Linked DNA regions of Homo sapiens: region 1 is linked to region 2. Evidence: chromatin loops called from intact Hi-C (ENCODE). Cell type or tissue: PC-9. All regions are shown on one strand. Links, peaks and the distances in the headings refer to the core of each region. The heading gives the core; the rest is flanking DNA. Region 1 overlaps LINC00423 (long intergenic non-protein coding RNA 423). Region 2 overlaps STARD13 (StAR related lipid transfer domain containing 13).

The links. Hi-C counts contacts between places; a loop is a spot of excess contacts. Peaks named below come from ENCODE experiments on the same cell type or tissue, not always from the same donor. Only the 100,000 strongest peaks of a DNase experiment are listed, where the experiment ranks them.
Region 1: it touches region 2 in a loop (23-fold over the local background); 1 of 110 quality-filtered maps calls a loop at or near these places.

What each region holds. Positions count from the first base shown.
Region 1 is chr13:32,823,570-32,826,390 of GRCh38, reverse strand. All of the region lies in intron 4 of LINC00423 (long intergenic non-protein coding RNA 423), which reads left to right. Among named protein-coding and RNA genes, the nearest start is that of LINC00423, 87 kb to the left of the region's middle. In PC-9, for the core only: no CTCF peak of the experiment used is centred there; a DNase peak (open chromatin) is centred at 1,510; H3K4me3 peaks cover 653 bases; H3K27ac peaks cover 2,500 bases.
Region 2 is chr13:33,118,646-33,121,466 of GRCh38, reverse strand. All of the region lies in intron 7 of STARD13 (StAR related lipid transfer domain containing 13), which reads left to right. Among named protein-coding and RNA genes, the nearest start is that of KL, 100 kb to the right of the region's middle. In PC-9, for the core only: no CTCF peak of the experiment used is centred there; DNase peaks (open chromatin) are centred at 1,356 and 1,956; H3K4me3 peaks cover 896 bases; H3K27ac peaks cover 2,500 bases.

The DNA.
Region 1 (2,821 bases), core at 227-2,726, 300 kb after region 2:
AACCTCCATCTCCCAGGTTCAAGCAAGTCTTGTGTCTCAGCCTTCTGAGTAGCTGGGACTACAGGCATGCGCCACCACACCTGGCTAACTTTTGTGTTTTTAGCAGAGACGGGGTTTCTCCATATTGGCCAGGCTGGTCTCGAACTCCTGACCTCATATGATCCACCCACCTCGGCCTCCCAAAGTGCTGAGATCACAGGTGTGAGCCACCAGGCCCGGTGTAGGGTTTTTAAAAATAATTTGGCGGGTCAGGGTCGAAGTGAGGTTTTCTTACTGTCTTCTGTTCCTAGGTGGGGTTGCAGAACTAGTTGAGCCAAATTACCAGTCTCCATGGTGTCAGCTAATCCATCAAGTGCAGGGTCTGCAAAATACTCAAGCACTGATCTTAGGTTTTACAATAATGATGTTATCTCCAGGAGCAAGGTGGGGAGATTCAGACTCCCGGAACCAGAGGTTGCACGACTCCTAAACTGTAATTTCTAATATTGTAGCTAAATTGTTAGTCCTGCAAAGGCAAACTTGTCCCCAGGCAGGAAAGAGGTCTTTTCAAGAAAGGGCTATTATCAATTTTGTTTCAGAACAAAAACAGTTAAGGAATCCATAAACTGAATTCCTTCCCAAAGTTAGTTCAGCCTACGCCCAGGAATGAACAAGGACAGCTTAAAAGTTAGAAGAAAGATGGAGTCAGTTAGGTCTGATCTCTTGCACTGTCATAATTTCCTCAGTTATAATTTTGCAAAGGCGATTTCAGTCATCCCTCAATATCTGAGGGGGATTGGTTCCAAGACCCCCAGAGATACCAAAACCTGTAGATGCTCAAGTCCCTGATATAAAATGGTATAATATTTGCATATAACCTAAGCACATCCTCCCATACACTTTAAATCATCTCTAGATTACTTATAATACCTAAATGCTATGTAGTTACTATACAGCATTGCTTTTTATTTGTATTATTTGTATATATTTTCTCCAAATATTTTTGATTCGAGTTAGTTAAATCCCCAGATGCAGAAACTGTAGATCTGGAAGGCTGATGGTACTCATCTCCAAACTCATCAGATTGTATACATTAAATATGTACAGGTTTTTATATCTCAATCATAACTCAAAAAGTGGTTTTTTTTAAAAAAAAAAAAAAGAAAGGTTTTGCATAAAATTGACACAGATATTCCATCTGAATTGGAGTTGAGTTTTGCCCAACATTCCTTACCACATTGTCCATGAAAAATCAACTGTTTGAGAATATAAATGTAATATTTGCTTCCAAATACCAAGAAAGATAAGGATAAGAATTTATTAAGAAAGATAAATAATTTGATCATTAGTTTTTTAAAGGCCTCTAAATGCCATGAGGAAGCACAAGCAAATCCCTGTAAGATTTTAGGGCAGGAAGGGATGATTTCAGGATGAGATCATCAGGGGAGACTCCAGGTGGTGATGAGCCTTTGAGCTGGGCCCTGAAGAAGAGGACGGATTTCCATAGGCAGAGACGAAGCTGTAATAGAAAGCGTCAGAGGCAGAGAAAAACCAGAGCAAAGATCGCCCGGGAAGAAAGTGCATTCCAGGGACACAAGTCATCACAAAACATCCTTCGGGACAGAGTTTGTATGAAGCAGTAGCATATGACAAGGCTCGAAAGGGAGACAGTTTTGCAAAGCCCATAGAGTTGTCATATTTCATCAAACCTAGGGCACCATAGATTATAAAGCATACCATTATGTTATGTCCCAAGGCTGCCAATTAAACTATGACAAGCATTGACTGTAAGAGGCATCCCCACTTCGAATTGCTCAAATGTACCCAAACGTGTCTTAGAATTGACAAAATTCAGGAAGTGAAGAGACTGGAGCAGTGAAGTGGGGACAAGAAGGCATAAAAGATATTTTAATAAAGCAAGCTTGGTTGGCTTAGGATAAGGAGAATTTGCTCTTATACCACAGCCATGAGCAAGGCAAACGTCTGTGGGAAATGGGACCCTAAAATTTCAGCATCCCACTCACAGTCTGTTAGCACCATGGAGAATGGCACCACTGCCCTGGGGCTGTGCAGCTTGACCCTGCCTTCTCCATCCTGCCCCAACTGTAGCAAACGTTTCACAAGCGCCTCTGCCGGGGAAGGAGAGGGCGAAAGCTCAGAAGCACAGTCTGCTGTCTTCTCCCCGGGGCGACAGTCCACGTCTCGAGAGCGCGCCGGCTCCCAGGGCTCTGCTCCCCTGTCTCACTGTGCACGGCATATGAAAACTGAAGAGGACAACGGGCTGTTTCTCAATCATGCATTTCCTAAGAGAACCAAAGGGAATTTCTTCTATTTTCGTTCTTATAATTTAAAAAAAGGACCTTAGAGTTCTGGCTTTGTAGCCCAGAGAAACCTATGGATTTAATCATCAAGAATTATCAGTAGACAGAAAGGGGTAGTTGTGGACCTTAAGGTTTGACCAGAAAACACCCCGTCTGAGCCCCCACTACCCCACTCACCCCCCAACACACACATATACACTCATACACACACATACACACACACATATACACGTGCACACACATAGACACACACACGCACACACACATATACACACACACATATACACGCACACACTTACCCACTCACACACATACAGGCACATGCATACACACACAAGTACACACATACACATATTACATGCATATGCACATATAAACACATACGTATCACATATATACACAAATACATACACATATACACATGCATGTTACATATACACACACATATACATACACACACAGTGAGACACTTGCAGGTGAAAAGCAGGTATTCTTTTTGGTTCTGAGATGTTAGGTGTCAG
Region 2 (2,821 bases), core at 281-2,780:
CCTTCCAAGTAGCTGGGATTCCAGGCACCCACCACCACTCCTGGCTAATTTTTGTATTTTTTAGTAGAGACGAGGTTTTGCCATGTTGGCCAGGCTGGTCTCAAACTCCTGACCTCAGACAATCCAACCACCTCGGCCTCCCAAAGTGCTGGGATTACAGGTGTGAGCCACTGTGCTCGGCCAAAACTTTCTGAAGAAGAAATGATTATTGGAAACCACTCGTTGCCGTCACAGTGTTTTTCTATGAGGATCGAGAGGGGAAGCTCTTCTTCTGGTCTCAGGATCTCTCTATGCCTTAGAAAGACCATCTTCTACTCACTGTGCCCAGTGGCTTTCCACAGCAACCACTAGAAGCCCCATCCCAAAATGGCTTAAATGACAGGAAATTCATGGTCTCACAAAACACAAACAAAAAGTCAGGAAATAGGCCAGCCATGGCGGCTCACACCTGTAATGCCAGCACTTTGGGAGGCCAAGGTGGGTGGATCACTTGAGGTCAGGAGTTCGAGACCAGCCTGGCCAATGTGGCGAAATCCTGTCTCTACTAAAAAATGTAAAAAGTAGCTGGAAGTGGTGGCAGGTGCCTGTAATCCCAGCTACTTAGTAGGCTGAGACAGGAGAATCACTTGAATGCGCCACTGCACTCCAGCCTGGGTGACAGAGCAAGACTCCGTCTCAAAAAAAAAAAAAGTCAGGAAATAGAACGGTTCCAGGGTTAGCTCAATCATCAGCTCATCAATAGCTTTGAAGAGAGGTTCTTTCCATCTTTCCCTTTGGCCATCTTCAGCTACTATAACTGGAATCTGATTTGAGACCACCTTTTCTTTATTAGGTTTATGAAAGAAAATTTTCCTGCTGTACTTCCAACAAAAATCCACAGAAACCAAAATATATATATACGTCTATATTTCCCATGTCCCCTAGAAGACAAGGCCAGGGCAGGAAGGTTATTGTCAGACTTCGAGGCAGCACAATAAATCCCTGACTACCCTCTGGACATCCTAAGATCTCAGTCAGAAAAAGCAGCTCAGAGCCCACAGCTGGAGAGCTGCAGACATGTCTAAAATAATTAAAATAACAATATTTGCTGAAACGAGAAAGAAATTTGGAAACCAAACAATACAAAGATAGCATCTCTGGGATGTGTGTGTGCACGCACATGACTGTGTGCCCAGAAACAGCCCGCAAGACACGGTGGACAAAAGAGGAACGTGCTCGACAATTTAAACAGAAACACTGTCTGCTTTATTCTTTTTGTAGATCCTGATCAACATTTCTCTGCTGTTAAAAAAGTAGGAATTCTTCTCAAATGGAATAATACCTGCTCATATGAGGATAAATATTTGTGAGTCACACTGAAGTATTTACCTTCAGGGCATCTCGATTATGAGAACTCTCGTACAGCACAGCCAGCCCTGTGGTGTGCACAGTCCTGGGCCTCCTTCCAAAATCAGAAAAGCAGAAGATGTAAACAAATCGGAGATGGATCTCACCCCAATAATCACTCACCTGACATCTTGAATTTTTTTCTCTTTTGACAGTACATGCTTTCTTTCCATGCCCTTTGATGAAATTTGGAGTTGTTGCCAGTTGAAGGAAGATAAATATTGTCTGGATTCTTTGTGGCGAATCATCTAAGTATGGCAAAACTGTGCATTTTCTAGACATTCCAAACTTTAAGAATAAAAAAGAAAGTAACTCATATTTTAAGTGACAATATTATCAGCCTGAATATCCTGATGTGTGGGATTAGAGCGATAAACCTTGGAATGCAAAGAAATATTACTAAGAATTCTGTTTTTATGGCCACAAAAAGTAGCAGTGTATAATTTCCCCTGTGATCCATTCGGCTGACATATACAAAAACCTGAGTATGCTCTAATGGCTTGGAATCCTTCCCCTGCTGTTACCACAATTTAAAAGAATGAGGACTGCTCTCCATTTGTTGCAGCAATCAGGAAAGCCTTTGTCACATACCCGAACTTGGGTGGAGGCCGGCCTGGCACACAGAGTGATCAGTAAGACGACCTGTATTAGGCTTTCCTCCAGGTATAGGGGGGATGAGCAGTGGCTGACACTAGTGGCCACTGTCTACCTGACCAGCCACTCAGGAAGGTTCTACCTTGCTTTGCAGAAGTGGGCCAACCCATGAGCCACTGGGGAATGAGAGCTGTGAAAATTGAGGGTTGAAGCAAATCAACTCCCTATAGGCATTTAAAAAATAGCAGACATATTATTTCACTATAAGCCAGGGTGCCCAGGAAAGTTCAGTTCCTTTTTGAATAGCGGGTAAGTCCAGCACAGAAAGTTCCTCTAGAGGGCCTAGAGCTTAACCTGCCCCACCATTGCAGGATCTTCATTCTTGCCGGGCTCTGCTCTGCCTCACTCATTCTCATTAGGGCCACTCTGTCCTTGATGCCTTAATGCTCCATTTATTCATCAAGTAGGGGAGGAGTCTAGACTCTAAGATGAAAAAGGCATGATATGACAATATCTTGAGGTCTGAAAAAAAAGCCACCCAGGAATCATTCTCACTAGAGCCATAGCTTACTGCATAAAAACAAACAGGTAGAAAAGTAAGTGCCAAGAATTCCAAAGAAGAAAAAGTAAATAAATTCCTTAAATCAAAATATGTACTTATGATATTAGTCTGTTTCATGAACATATTCCCCATAAAACTCTCCCCTGCAGGGGCACTGGATATGGCTGTTTATCTGGGATTCTTTCATCCACGACCCACATTGTTTTCACCAAACCTCCCATTGACCAGACGTTCTCAAAATCCCCATGGCAATGTAAACCCTAAAGGGCAGGGAATTTT